2 separate regions of the Homo sapiens genome follow, and region 1 is linked to region 2. Evidence: chromatin loops called from intact Hi-C (ENCODE). Cell type or tissue: mammary epithelial cell. All regions are shown on one strand.

Region 1 (8,000 bases), 600 kb after region 2:
ACAATCAACACTGGAGCACCCAGATATATAAAGTGAATATTTTTAAAGCTAAAGGGAGAGATAGACTCCAATATAATAATGGCTGGAGACTTCAACACCCTACTTTCAGCATTGGGCAGATCTTCTAGATAGAAAATCAGCAAAGAAACATTGGACTTAATCTGCACTATAGACCCAATGGACCTAATTTATATTTACAGAACATTTCCACTAACAGCTACAGAATACACATTCTTTTCCTCAGCACATGGATCATTGTCAAGGAGAGACCATATGTTAGGTCATAAAACAAGTCTTAAAACATTGAAATAAAATCAAGCATCTTCTCTGATCACAATGGAATAAAACTAGAAGTCAATAACAAGAGGAATCTTAGAAACTATACAAACACATGGAAATTAAACACCATGCTCCTGAATGACCAGTGGGTCAATGAAGAGATTAAGAAGGAAAATTCAAAATTTCTTGAAACAAATTATAATGGAAACACAACACGCCAAAATATGTGATATATATGAAAAGCAGTTCTAAGATGAAAGTTTATAGCTATAAGTGCCTATATCAAAAAAGAAGAACTTTAAATAAACAACCTTATGATAGATGTTAAAGAACTAGAAAAGCAAGAGCAAACAAAATCCAAAATTAGGAGAAGATAGAAAATAATAAATATCAGAGCATAAATAAATGAATTTAAAATGAAGAAAACAGCACAAAATATCAGTGAAACAAAAAGTTGTGTTTTTTTGCAAAGATAAACAAAATTGGCAAACATTTTGTCAGACTAAGAAAAAAAGAGAGGACCCAAATAAATTAAATCAGAGATGAAAAAGGAGACATTACAACTGATACCCCAGAAATTCAAAGGGTCATTAGTGGCTACTGTGAGCAACGATATGCCAATAAATTGGAAAATCTAGAAGAAATGGATAAATTCCTAGACACGTACAGCCTACCAAGATTGAACAATGAAGAAATCCAAAATTTGAACCGACCAATAACAAGTAATAAGATCAAAGCCATAATAAAAAGTCTCCCAGCAAAGGAAAGCCCGGAACCCGGGGGCTTCACTGCTGAATTCTACCAAACATTTAAAGAACTACTACCAATCCTACTCAAATTATTTCAAAAAGTAGAACAGGAGGGAATACTTCCAAACTTATTCTACGAGGCCAATATTACTCTAATACTAGAACCAGACAAAGACACATCAGAAAAAGAAAACTATGGGCCAATATCACTGATGAATATAATTGCAAAAATCCTCAACAAGATAGCAAACTGAATTCAACAACACATTAAAAAGATGATTCATCATGACCAGGTGGGTTTCATTCTAGTGATGCAAGAATGGTTCAACATATGCAAATCAATCAATGTGATATAGCATATCAACAGAATGAAGTGTAAAAACCATGAGATCATTTCAATTGATGCTGATAAATCAATTAATAATAAGTCATTATATCAATTGATGTTGATAAAATCGAACATCCCTTCATGATAAAAATCCTCAAAAATCTGGGTATAGAAGGAGCATACCCCAACATGATAAAAACCATATATGACCGACCAACAACTAGTGCCATACACAATGGGGAAAAACTGAAAGCCTTTCTTTTTGATCTGGAACGTGACAAGGATGCCCACTGTCACCACTGTTATTCAGCGTAGTACTGGAAGTCCTAGCTGGAACAATCAGACAAGAGAAAGAAATAAAGAGCACACAAATTGGAGAAGAATAAGTCAAAATATCCTTGTTTGCAGATGATATGATCTTATATTTAGAAAAACCTAAAGACTCGACCAAAAAACTATCAGAACTCATAAATAAATTCAGTAAAGTTGCAAGATACAAAATCAACATAGAAAAATTAGTAGCATTTGTAAATGCCAAAAGTAAACAATCTGAAAAAGAAATCAAGAAAGTAATCCCATTTATAACAGCTACAAATAAAATAAAATACCTAGGAATTAACCAAAGAAGTCAAAGATACCTACAATAAAAACTGTAAAACACTAATGCAAGAAATTGAAGAGGACACCAAAAACTAGAAAGAGATTCCATGTTCATGGATTAGAAGAATTAATATTGTTAAAATGTCCATACTACCCAAAACAATCTACAGATTCAATGGAATCCCTATCAAAATATCAAGGACGTTCTTCACAGAAATAGAAGAAAAACAGTCCTAAAATGTATATGGAATCACAAAAGACCCAGAATAGCCAAAGCTATCCTGAGCAAATAGAACAAAATTGGAAGAAACACATTACCTGACTTTAAATTATAGTACAGAGCTATTGTAAACAAAATGACGTGGTACTGGAATAAAAACAGATATGTAGATCAGTGGAACAGAACAGAGAGCCTAGAATAAATCCACACATCTACAGCAAACTTGTTTTCAACAAAGGTGCCAAGAACATACACTGGGAAAAGGACAGCCTCTTCAGTAAATTGTCTGGGAAAACTGGATATCCATATGCAGAAGAATGAAACTAGACCCCATCTCCCTATCTCTTGCCATATAAAAAATAAAATCAAAATGGATTAAAGACTTATATTTAAGACCTCAACCTATGAAACTACCAAAATAAAACATTAGGGAAACTCTCCAGGACATTGGACTGGGCAAAGATTTCTTGAGTAATAACCCACAAGCACAGGCAACCAAAGCAAAAATGGACAAATGGGATCACATCGAGTTAAAAAGCTTCTGTACAGCAAAGGAAACAATCAACAAACTGAAGAGATAACCCACAAAATGGGAGAAAATATTTGCAAACTATCCATCTGATAAAGGATTAAAATCAGACTATATAAACAACTCAAACAACTTCATAGGACTAGTCTAATAATCCAATTAGAAATGGGCAAAAGATCTGAATAGACATTTCTCAAAAGAAGACACAAAAATGGCCAACAGGGATATGAAAAGCTGTTCAACATCATGGATCATCAGAGAAATGCAAATCAAAACTACAATGCGATATCATCTCACTCCAGTTAAAATGGCTTTCATCCAAAAGTCAGGTAATAACAAATGCTGGCAAGGGTGTGGAGAAAAGGGAACTCTTGTACACTGTTGGTAGGAATGTAAATTAATATAGCCAAAATGGAGAACAATTTGGAGGTTCCTCAAAACAATTTGGAGTTTCCTAAATATAGAGCTACCTTATGATCCAGCATTCCCCCTCCTAGGATAAACCCAAAAGAAAGGAAATCAGTGTATCAAAGAGAAATCTTTACTCCTATGTTTATCGTAACACTATTCAAAATAGCCAAGATTGGGAAGCAACCTAAGTGTCCATCATCAGATGAATGGATAAAGAAAATGTGGTACATAGACACAATGGAGTACTATTCAGCCGTAAAAAAGAATGAGATCCTGTCATTTGCAAGAACATGAACGGAACCGGAGGTCATTATGTTAAGTAAAATAAGCCAGGCACAGAAAGACAAACTTCACATGTTTTCACTTATTTGTGGGAGCTAAAAATTACAATAATTGAACTCATGGAGATAGAGTAGAAGGATAGTTATCAGAGGCTGGGAAGGGTAGTAGGAGGCTGTTGGGGAAGTGGGGATGGTTAATGGGCACAAAAGTTAGAAAGAATTAACAAGGTCTAGTAGTTGATAGCACAACAGGGTGACTATAGTAAAATTAATTTAATTGTACTTTTAAAAATAACTGACAGACTATATTTGGATTGATTGTAACACAAAGGATAAATGCTTGAGGTGATAAATTTTAAAAAGGCTTCAACAACAACAACAAAAAACAACGAATACAAGTAAATTGAACTTGCTCATTAAGGTCATGTAATTTGGAAAATGGTGTTTACTTTATGTTTTTTTCTAAATATTTTAAGATTAAATGCTGAATTAGAAAAATGCATTGGAATTTCAAGTATATATAACAATTTATTAGGTCGGTACGAAAGTAATTGCTGTTTTTGCCGTTTTGCCATTACTTTTAAATGGCAAAAACAGCAATTACTTTTTTGCCATTACTTTTAAAATGGCAAAAACAGCAATTACTTTTGCAACAACCTAATAAAAGAAGAAATAGATTAACATAAATGTGGCATTTTGAATAAAATTGCTTATGCAATTTTTCATTAAGGCAAAAACTAACAATTCTGAGTGGCAATTAGAGTGACTCATCAATCAAATTATTTGATTGCATCAAAATGAAAAACTCAACAATTTGGCATTTTAAGCAATGAGTCCAAAGATATTCCAATTATATTGCTTAGTCCCCAGAGTATTTTTCCCCTTGTCTGGGATTGGCCAATACTGAAAACCATGCCTCTTCCTAAAATATAATGAAAGCTATGTTTTGAAGAGGCTTCTTAGGTCATCTAGACAGGGCCCTGTGATCCTGTGATGAGAGCTACCATTTATTGAATGTCTAGTGTGTGCCAGGCACTGTGCTAAGTCCTTTACATGCTTATTCTGCTCAGCATCATCCCCATTTTACAGATAAGGAAACAAAGATACAGAGACAGATGTTAGCTTGTCAAGTCACACGTCTGGTAAATAGTGGAGACAGGATTTGCACCAGGCAGACTGACTGTGGCTCCAGTTTCCCACTGGTTTTGGAGCTGTATTAAAACAAGCACCAGGATAAATAAATATGGGGGTAACTGTGCAACCAAAGAAAGGAACCTGAAGAATTGTTGACATGTGCAGCTCAAGATATAATCTGCTGTCCCAATTTTCCTTTTTCTACTCACTCTTTTTTTTCTATTGCTACTGTTGCAAAGCAAACAAGCTATCCAAATAGTCCACCTTTTAAACTAACTGTAGACTAAAAATATCATTTATTTATACTTTAAAAAATCTTGTAGATTTAGTAAAGGAAGATTTAGTAAAAATTCAATGAAGGAAGTATTTTCTGCTTAAACAGCTTGAGTTTACCTCTTGGTACACAAGATGTGGCCCTTTATTAAAGATATGGTCTTCTGTCGCCATCTTCAGGAAGAGATATAAATATCTCCTCTCTCGTGCTGTCAATTTTTAGTACATTCATGATTCAACCAAAGTTTGTTATATACAAAGAGATAAAAGCAGAATTAAAAAACATTTCTTAGTACATTTAGTGCACTAGTGGCCAGTATTTAAAGAGAATCTAAAAAGTAGACTGCAGTATAGAGAAAAAAGAGTATTGTATGTCAAAATGGGTTTTGACATTTTTAAGGAAAATTTGGGGTCTTCATCAAACTCTAACATTATTGAAATTTTTCTTAATAAAATATACCTGTAAGCTTTGTCTTGCTTTCCAAAGGTTTATGTCCAATGAGCAGAGGATAAAGTGCATCTTATTTCCTCCTAAGCTTATTTCTGCAGTCATGGAAGTTGCCCTTGCCTGGTGTTCTATAGAACATACTTAGATCTTGGCCCCAGAGAGCCTATCTTGTTCACTGATCTATCCCCAGCTACCAGCAAGATTTGTGACCCATCGTAGGCACCAGTAAACATTTGTCAAGTCAATGCTTTCCTTCTTGTGTTTTACAATGAATCATCCTTTACTGTATAACTTTGGAGATAACCTAGATTTAACCAAAAATGTTGGCCAGGCCCACCCAGCTTATCTTATCAGTAAGTGAAATGAGCTTTCTCTAAGGCAAGCCAGCCTCAGGATTAAAAAAAAAATACCCCCTGCTATTCACAGATCCTAAAATTCTGTTATGAAAAAGTCACCTTTTTGAGTGTTACCTTTTTACAATTTCCTACATAGGAAAATTAACTTTTTTTTTTTTTTTTTTGAGACAGAGTCTCACTCTGTTGTCAGGCTGGAGTGCAGTGGCACGATCTCAGCTCACTGCAACCTCCGCCCCCCAAGTTGAAGCGATTCTTCTGCCTCAGCCTCCTAAGTAGCTGGGATTACAGGCGCCTGCACTGCACCCGGCTAATTTTTTTTGTATTTTTAGTAGATACAAAGTTTCACCTTCTTGGCCAGGCTGGTCTTGAACTCCTGACCTCGTGATCCACCCGCCTCGGCCTCCCAAAGTGCTGGGATTGCAGGTGTGAGCCACCGCGCCCGGCCAGAAAATTAACGTCTTAAGTGCTGTTAACTCTAAGTTTGGCTGGACTCAGGGGAGCCTTAATTCCTGGGTTAAGGGATACCTTATCAGGAGTAGTACTACAGCAACTGTGGAAGGTGAGTGGTTAGGGTATGGGAAGAACATATTAGAATTTCTACATATGTCATCTTTAAAATGTCTTTGTTTTACATGACATTTAGGGTATATAACTCATTTTTTTTCTTTTTTTTTTTTTTTTTTGGGACGGAGTCCCGCTCTGTCGTTCAGCCTGGAGTGCAGTGGTGCGATCTCGGCTCACAGTGACCCCCGCATCCCAGGTTCAAGAGATTCTCCTGCCTCAACTTCCTGAGTAGCTGGGACCACAGTTGCACACCACCACACCTAGCTAATTTTTTTGTATTTTTAGTTGAGACAGGGTTTCACCGTGTTAGCCAGGATGGTCTCGATCTCTGGACCTTGTGATCCACCCACCTTGGCCTCCCAAAGTGCTGGGATTATAGGTGTGAGCCACCATGCCCAGCCATGGTATATAACTTATTAATACAGTAGTACATGTATATAATTTATTCTTATATATTTACACACACATCAGAGTGCTCACTAAAAATGTCTTATTAATAAGTTTGAAGATCACTGTTTAAAAAACGTGACTTTGGAGTCAGACCTACACTTGAAGTACAGCTCTTTCACCTATAGATGTGGGAAACTGGATAAATTCTTTAACCTCTTTAAATCTTTATTTTCTCTTTCATAAAATGGGAATAGTAATATTACTTTTGCAAGGTTGTGGTGAAAATTGAAGGAGTGGTCTGTAACGTATTCAGCCCTGGGCCTACAAAATATTAACAGTTCAGTAAATACAGCTGGCTTCATGGGGTTGTGTGTGATCTGTGTAGTCAGGGGCCTGAGTTCTGAGGTGGTTTGCATTTGGTTTAATGCTCTGCTATGGCTGCCTTGAAATTCTTAATAATTTTTGAACAAGGGTCCTGCATTTTCATTTTTTACTGGGCCATGTAAATTATGTAGCCAGTCCTAGTAAAGGGTAGCTTTTACTGCTGGCCTAGCTAAATTGCTGTTCAAGGTTTTTTAGTTCAGTTATCTAAAGGTTTGTACTCTTTGATCCACATCACTATTTAAGCTTCTTTAGGCTACACATGTTCCTTCTTTGAGGATGAGCATAATATTTTTTCTAATGTAATTTTTTGTTGGGATATAATTCACATGCCATAAACCTTACCATTTAAAAGGTAAAATTCAATTGTTTTGAGTTTATTCACAAGGTTAGCCAAGTCTCTTTATTTTATTGTAGTATTTTTAATTTTTTTGAGATGGAGTCTCGCTCTTGTTGCCCAGGCTGGAGTGCAGTGGTGCAATCTCGGCTCACTGAAACCTCTGCCTTCCAGGTTCAAGTGATTCTCCTACCTTAGCCTCCTGAGTAGCTGGGATTACAGGCGTACACCACCATGCCCAGCTAATTTTTGTATTTTTAGTAGAGACAGGGTTTCACCATGTTGGCCAGACTGTTCTCAAACTCCTGACCTCAGGTGATCCACCTGTCTTGGCCTCCCAAACTGTTGGGATTACAGGCATGAGCTGTCACACCCAGCCCTATTCTTTTTAAAGAGCCCTAGATTAGGAGTGAATTGCACTGATTCCACATTGTTTTCCCCACTCTTTGAAGCAGGATCTAATATATGATGTGTGACTGAATTATACTACTTCATGAAAATATATTGCCCATATCAAACTAATGCTATTAATGAACTGGCCATAACATTTTAGAGGTGGGAGAGATCCCAAAGATCATTTGGTCTTACTCCTTCATTTTATGGTTTAGTAAATTGAAACCTAAAGAGATTGACTGCTTTGTTCAAAGCTGCAAGGAAAGTGGTTAGAGCTGTGGTTAAACCCAGGTCTTGTTTTAATTTCATGTGTCCCTAGCTCTATAA
Region 2 (8,000 bases):
TCAGCAGTCTCATGGGTCTCAAAGGGAATACCTCATTTCTAATGGGTCCCACAAAGGTTCTGAGGAAGGAAGACTTTGGTTGGCCTGGTTTCCAAATTGTGTCCATCCCTACCTCTCATTGTAGCAGAGGTATAAAAAAATCTGATGAGTTAGGATTGGGTTATATGCCACCCCTGCACAAGGGTAAGGGAAGGCATTAGCTCCCCTAAAATCACAAGGACTAATAGGGGAGAAAGAGGGTTTGTAAAAGACAAAAAAAGAGTGGATACTGTGCCAGCAAAAGAAAAAATTTATATTACAAGTATCATCAGCTCTCCCACAACCACATGTTGGAGTGTGTGAGAAAGAAGTTTTCTATCAAAAGTTGGGGAGAAGGAATAATGCATAGATAAAAGCAACACATGTCCACCACATCATTGTTTTATTTCACATTCATTCATAAACATTATTTCAGATATCTGTTGATCATTTGCATTTGGGTTTTTATGAGTTATCTGTCCATTTTGCTGTTAGGACAGTGCTTTTAAGGTGTTCCTAACATCTTAACCTTGGTCTTAATTCCTTTCAGTTTTGCATGCTGGAAATGTTTTTTTTCCAGTTTGTCATTTGCTTCCTAACTTTGTTATTTACATTTTTATTCAAGATTACTGTTTTAAATTACACATAGATCCATGCAATGGGTATTATGCTTTTACTCATCCTCATTCTAAACACTAAATAGTTGTATGGCTTAGTTATTACTCTGATTTAACTTCTGTGGCCCAGTTTTCTCATCTGTAAAATGGGCCATTGATTTTCTTCCTATTCTTCTAACATGTTTATGACTATGAAATATGATTTATTTATTTGAAAATATAGAGCTCAAGAAAGTGAATAGGAAATATTAGAGAATAGTGTTCTGAGCATTAAATATCAGAGGATCTTTAATGGTATCCCACAGGGAGTACTATGAGTGATTCATATGCAGCTTGATGTTGCTCTGTAGCCAAATAGAGCAGAATAAGCCCCTCCCCTTCCCCACCCTTTGCCCTAGCCGGCCAGGTCATGCAGCAGGCAGAGGAAATGCCTGCAGCTACACTGAATACAGATGCCAGTCAGATCCTGCAGGTTAGAGAGAGTGCTGCAAGGCTAAGCTAAACAGACCAAAGCCAGCCCCAGGTTGAACAAGAAAGCAGGCAGCCAGTATTTTCCTGAGTGTAACTGTGGGTACTGCCTCTATTGGCGGTAGAGACTTGGTACTTAAAATGAACTTCGAGCTGTTCCAAATGTACAGATTAAGAACATCTGGCATGTAGAATTAGGATTCTGATGGGAGATATATACTGATGCTGCCTGGTGTGGGACAAGAGTACATTGATGCATGGATGATGATCAGTAGTCTTGGAGAACAGAATCAAGATAGGATGAGAAAAGAAAGTATTCTTTGATTATAATGACTAAGTGTTCATAAATTCCTTCATGAGGAAGAAGTGGAAATTATCAGAGCCTCCCACTATGTACCTTTGGTATTATAGTGTATTATATATTTATTTTAAAATTGGTGTGTAGTAAAATGGATAACCATAAAAGGGCAAGCTTAGTCATGTAGCTCAAGTCCTTTTGTCACCTTTGTAAAGAACTTTTCCAGGTTTTGTTAAGTAGACATTTTTGATGTAGTTAGATTTTACCAAACTGCTAGATACAGAACTCTGGAGCCTGAGTGATACACCAAATAAACAGTCACCTTACAGGCTACTGTTTTAGTCTTATGTTAGTCTGAGTATTCTACACTTGACAAAAATCACTTTGACAATGAGAAAGTATTACATAAAAGTCATTTATCACAATCCCTCAGATCAGCAATCCTCAACCCTGGCTAAACAGTAGAACTACCTGAGAAGCTTTTTAACAACTGCTGATGGCTGGCCCAGCACCATATTAATTACATTAAAATTTCTGGAGATGGGAAGAACACTCCCCAAGTTCCCCAAGTGAACATAATGTGCAACTAGACAAAAAAGGCTGATAGGGGATTGCACAAAAAGTGGGGTCTAGTCAGGTCTTAGAGGATAACTGTGTCCACAGTGTAACACTGTGTTACAAGCTGAGGCATGGGGTATAATTCAGGTATTCCCTTCGAAGCCTACACAATTGTTAGCAAACTATCTAGTGGTCTCTGGAAGATATTTTTGGGGAAATATTCAGATGTTTTTTGAATACTATTTTGTTGAAAACAATTCAGGAAATTTCCCCCCAGGAAAACTTCTGATTTGCAGCATGCAACATAGAGCCTGAGCACTCTTCCCCGGCTTCCCACTGTACTTGGAACAGGAACCAGACTCCACCGTGGCTTCCACAGCCTGGCATGACCTTTCTCCTTGCCTTGACTGAAAGCTGTATTTAATGCCACCATCTCATATTTTATAATGCAGCAGCCACACTGGGCTTCTTTCAGTTTCTCCTACTTGGGAAACTCGAGCTTTCTACATGCTATTCCCTCTGCGTGGATTAAGTTCTCCCACCTTTCTTCTTGGTTTCTTCTTATCCATTCTTCAGCGATCACTTCCCCAGAGACCTTCCCAGACAACCTCTCTAAGCCCTAATCTACCCCCATCTCTAAATTTTTTAAATTTATTTATTTATTTATTTTTGAGGCAGGGTCTCGTTTTATTGCCCAGGCTAGAGTACAGTGGCATGATCATGGCTTACCTCCCTAGCTCAAGTGATTCTCCCACCTCAGCCTCCCAAGTAGCTGGGACTACAGGTGCAGCCTCCCGAGTAGCTGGAACTACAGCCAAACCACCATGTCTGGCTAATTTTTGTATTTTTTGTGGAGAAGGGTTTTGCCATGTTGCCCGGGCTGGTCTCTAACTCCTGGGCTCAAGCGATCCTCCTGCCTCAGGCCCCCAAATTGCTGAGATTACAGGCATGAGCCATTGCGCCTGGACCCTATTAATAAATAAAACATCACCTTCTCCCCAGCACCTACACATGGCACATACTGGGTATTCAGTAAACATCTGTTGAATGAGTGAATGAAAGACTGTTGAAGGCAGTGTGGCAGAGTGGAAAGAACACTGAATTTTTCCGCAAAAGGCCGGATTCTAGATGGGGTTCAATCCTTTAAATGTTCTAAGACTATTTCTTTGTCTTTAAAGTATAGTACCTGTCCTACTTAGTTCTGTACCTGTAAATATAAAATGGAAGTTGGTATATAAAAGTGTCATAATAATCATAAAATGCCACTGCAAATGTAAGTTAATGTACTATTCATGGACTCAAAAGGAAATCACATATAGTCAATCAGCAAAATGTTTTTCAGTGCTGAATTATTGACACTGTACTGCATTCATCACTATTATCAACCTTTTAAAGGTAAGATTTAATTTTTTTAATTTTTAAAATTATTATTATTATTTTATTTGTAGAGATGGGTTGCCCAGGCTGGCCTCAAGTGATCCTCCCGCCTTGGTCTCCCAAAGCACAGAGATTACAGGTGTGAACCACCGTTCCCAGACAAATATCAGATTTTATGAGTAAGGATGAAAAGTAAATAATTCTAGGTGAAATATTTTTATACTGCAAAAAGCTTCCTATGTCCACGTAAAAACCATCTTATTTACTTAACAAGAGATCTCTGAGACACACAGTCTTTATGAAAAGCTAATTTTAAAGGATATAGTAGATGCATATGCTGTCAACATAATGTCTCATATAATAAGAGTTCAACTAACATTTACCAGACAAATTTTTGAGATGGAGTCTTGCTCTTGTTGCCCAGGCTGGAGGCTACAATGGCATGATCTCGGCTCACTGCAACCTCTGCCTCCTGGGTTCAAGCGATTCTCCTGCATCTGCCTCCTGAGTAGCTGGGATTATAGGTGCCTGCCACCAAGCCCGGCTAATTTTTGTATGTTTTAGTAGAGACGGGGTTTCACTGTGTTGGCCAGGCTGGTCTTGAAGTCCTGACCTCGTGATCCGCCCCCCCTCGGCCTCCCAAAGTGTTGGGATTACAAGCGTGAGCCACCATGCCCGGCCAAATTTTGCTTTTCTTATAACATCCATATCTAATTGTAATTCATGGTCAAGATACTTTAATACTTAAGTCATCTGTTGAGTGAAGGGTACTAACAGTAATTAAACAGCCTGTCATTTAGGGGTTTAGCATGCACCTAAAAGTATTTTAGAAGTGTGTCACCGAAATGAAAGACATTTAGGTGGCACTAGCTTCCTGAAGACTGAAAGAGTAACCCTACCCACGGGAACTGCCTTGCCTTGGGTAGATGGTAGGTGGCAGCAACAGACCAGAAATTATGGTTAACTAGAGCGCTAGACATGTTCTTTTTAATGTTATTCTATCATTTTTTTCCAAAATAAAATAATATAGCTGCAAACCAAGTAGATAGTAAAAATAAATAAGCATGATGTGACTAATTTGCATAATACAGGCTACCTAAGCCTTTATTTATTCTATAATCTTTCAACAGCAATTTATTTTTCAACAGCTCTAAGCTTGGTTTTGTTACTATTCTTAGCTTGTTTTTTTTTGTTACAATCTTTATTTCTTCTCTTTGTAAGTGTTGAAAATTTTAATGCTCCTCTATTGACAGAAAGGGATGGCATATTTGAACTTTCATTCTGCCTAACCTTTGTTCTATTCCTGTTGTGAAGATTTTGCCCCAGACATTGCACTGGTCAAGGTTTAGTTACTGAAAAAATAATCCATTCCAGACAGTTTAAACAGAAATTGTTTAACACTGGGCATTAAATGGCTTATGAAGTTGTTGGCAGGGCTAATGAAAGAGGCTCTTGGTCACTCACTCTCAATCTGAGCTTCGTATCACAAGCATCTGGGTTGCTTTTTTAGAATATCAATTCGGGAATCCATTGCTGACATAATGAATCAAAACCTTTGGGCATAAACTCCCCTGGAAATTCAAATGTTGAGATCAGATAGAGATCCACTTTGAGGCTGAAGTTTTAGGATGGACTTTTACTGCAGAACTGGGCCATCAAGGGATCTACTGATCCTGCAATAGGAAACCATTTGCTGAATTGGGAAGTTGTTGCTATAGCTGCTGGATTCAAAACAATGCATCCCCTGCCATCATCAGAAGCTGCCATGCTCTGGAAACTGCCACATCCAAAAAGCTGCCACTCCGGGACCCGCCAAGCTTGCTATGATATTAATTAGTAAAACAGATGTCCTGTGCCCTGCCTCTTGGTGCCCCACAAGCCAGTGAACAGTCAGTTAACAATGGCACAGAATAACTAAACTCCTCCGCGACTGTGCTTATCACAGAACCAGCAGCAGATGGCCCCTGCCTCACTCATACCCTCCCTCCACATCTACAATTTTAATTCTGCTGGTGGAAACTCTATCACATGAGGAATCTTAATTGCAAGAATGTCCAGGGTTTGTAGCTTTAAACTTCCCAGCCCTACAGAAACAGAAAGTCCAGCTAGAAAGAGATTGCAATGGATGTGTGTACCAATCCACTGTTTCACCAAGGACATCATGAAGTAGATGAGTTATTTTAAAGACACGAAGGCCCTTGTTGTCACACTAGCCCAGACCTGCGGGTAAATCTGAGTCAAGCCCTTTCGGGAGTTTAAGTGTGTGTGAACTAAGAAGAAATCAGGACGAATCTCTTCCCCGGATAGGCTCCTTGCTTCCATAGGAAAAGCAAACCTGATACCAGCTGAAGTCCACGCCTGGGGGATATTAGGAAGGGAGGGGTCTGTGTTGCCTACTTTTTGTCTGAGCTGGTGGCTGGCCCTTTTTCCCCCGAGTTGGTGGCTGGCCCTTTTTCGCCTTCCCTGTCTTGTTGTGATAGCTCATAGTCTGGGCACACTCTGTTCAAAATCTGACTTTGCCATTTTTTGCCTCCTTGGTGTGTCCAAGCAGTGGCATCTGTGATTAGTTGCCTCCTGATGTAATATTAACTTTACCTTTTTCTCACTCAATACCTTCAGATGCCTACTTCCTGTTTTCTAAAGGACTCAATGCTAATTATAATGATATTTTCCTTTACTTTTCCTTACTTCTAGATATATTCTTTTGCATTTTATATTATTTCTTCCTCTGGAAATGAACTATTTCTGTAATACATTCTTTTCATTAATAAAGGTTTTAGTATATTTGATTATCTACTTGTTCTTCTTTATGCCAGTTCAGATATGCTTTAGTGCTTTGAAAGTTAACTGTTTGGTCCTATCTATGCCTGAGCATGACTTCAGGGTTGCCTCGAAATTTAAATTATATGCCCACAATTCACAATTGCAAAAATATGGAACCAGCCCAAACGCCCATCAATCAATGAGTAGATAAAGAAAATGTGGTATACATATATATGCACATATACCATGGAATACTACTCAGCCATAAAAAGAAATGAAATAATGGCATTCACAGCAACCTGGATGGAACTGGAAACTATCGTTCTAAGTGAAGTAACCCAGGAATAGAAAACTAAATATCGTATGTTCTCACTGATAAGTGGAAGCTAAGCTATGAGGATGCAAAGGCATAAAAATGACACAGTGGACTTTGGATACTCGGGGGAAAGGGTGGGAGGGGGTGAGGGATAAAAAAACTGCATATTGGGTACAGCGTACACTGCTTGAGGGATGGGTGCACCAAAATCTCAGAAATCACCACTAAAGAACTTATTCATGTAACCAAACATCACATGTTCCCCCAAACCTATTGAGATAAAACATAAATTTAAAAATAAAAAAAATTATATGCCTGTATACTGAAATGGTGAATCTGCTCATGCACCACATTGAGAAATTATTTTGAAATGTTATTATGAAAACATATAATAGGATACTAAAATAAACTTTCAGAAAGTAAAATTTTAATTTTAGAATAGTTGTTGATTAAAAAAATTATTGTGAATATAGTAGAGTTCCCATATGCCCCACATTCAGTTACCCTATTATTAATATCTTAATATTAATAAATAGTATTTTCTACCATTGTTAATGATAAATGGTATATTTGTTGCAATTAATGAACCAATATCAATATCTCATTATTAACTAAAGTTTGTACTTTATTCAGATGTCCTCAGTTTTCACCTCAAGTTCTTTTTCTGTCCCACGATCCCACCAAGGATACTAACATTGCATCTAGTCATCAGGTCTCCTTAGGCTCCTGGTAGATGCTTCTCAGGCTTTCTCTGTTTCTGATGACCTTGACAGTTTTGAGGATTACTAGTCAGGCATTTCGTAGAATTAAATTATATTCTCTTCAATTTTTAATTTTATTTTTAAACTTCACGTAAGCATTTTAAACACACACAAAATTAGAGAATAGTATAATGAATCCCCATCTACCCAAGACCCAGCTTCAAAACTGTCACCATTTCCAAGTTTATTCTATCTAAACTGTCCTACCTGCCAACCCTGAGGATTTTAAATCAAGCGCCAAATATTATATCATAGTACCCTTATGTATTTCAGTACATGCCTCTAACAGATAAGGCCTTTAAAGAATATACCCACGATGCCGTTATCACAGTGACAAAGTTAATGATGATTCTGTAATGTTTAGTAGTCAGCCTACATTCAAAGTTCCCCAATGGTCTAAAAAATGTCTTGTTCAAGTTTACGTACTCAAATCAGGATCCAAACAAGGTATATGTATTGAATTCTGTTGATTTGAAAAACAGGACTTTTATCTCTGCTTTAGCTGAGACCTGGGACTGAAAACAAAACCATAGTTATAGCTACATTTTGAGATGAGGTGCTAAACTCCCTGTGTTGTGCAAAAGGGGCATTTTAAAAGAGTTTTAAGATTTTTAGTCCAACACCCACCTCAGGATCCAGAGTATTTCTTTGGGGAAATGCAGTAGGGAACTGTGGCTTTTTTCCCTCCCACCGTGGGAGAGAGAAGCAAGGTGTCGCCCCATCACCCCAAGCTCAGTGAGACAGTCTTTAAGAAAACCTCTCTGAGAACTCGGTGTTTACTCCTTGGAGCTAGAAAGACACGTTGACCGATACCTGAGGAAAGG

What was found. A loop is a pair of places that touch in the nucleus more often than their neighbours do. Peaks named below come from ENCODE experiments on the same cell type or tissue, not always from the same donor. Only the 100,000 strongest peaks of a DNase experiment are listed, where the experiment ranks them.
Region 1: it touches region 2 in a loop (10-fold over the local background); 66 of 110 quality-filtered maps call a loop at or near these places.

The regions. Positions count from the first base shown.
Region 1 is chr2:54,699,913-54,707,912 of GRCh38, forward strand. No RefSeq gene overlaps it. Among named protein-coding and RNA genes, the nearest start is that of EML6, 20 kb to the right of the region's middle. In mammary epithelial cell, a CTCF peak has its summit at 4,968 (motif pointing left); a DNase peak (open chromatin) is centred at 1,299.
Region 2 is chr2:54,102,867-54,110,866 of GRCh38, forward strand. It overlaps LOC105374615 (a long non-coding RNA gene), which reads left to right and starts at 3,437. Exons shown (of 2, transcript XR_940093.1): 1 at 3,437-3,475; 2 at 4,847-6,125. It also overlaps a transcript of ACYP2 not described here. In mammary epithelial cell, CTCF peaks have their summits at 1,143 and 4,262; a DNase peak (open chromatin) is centred at 1,065.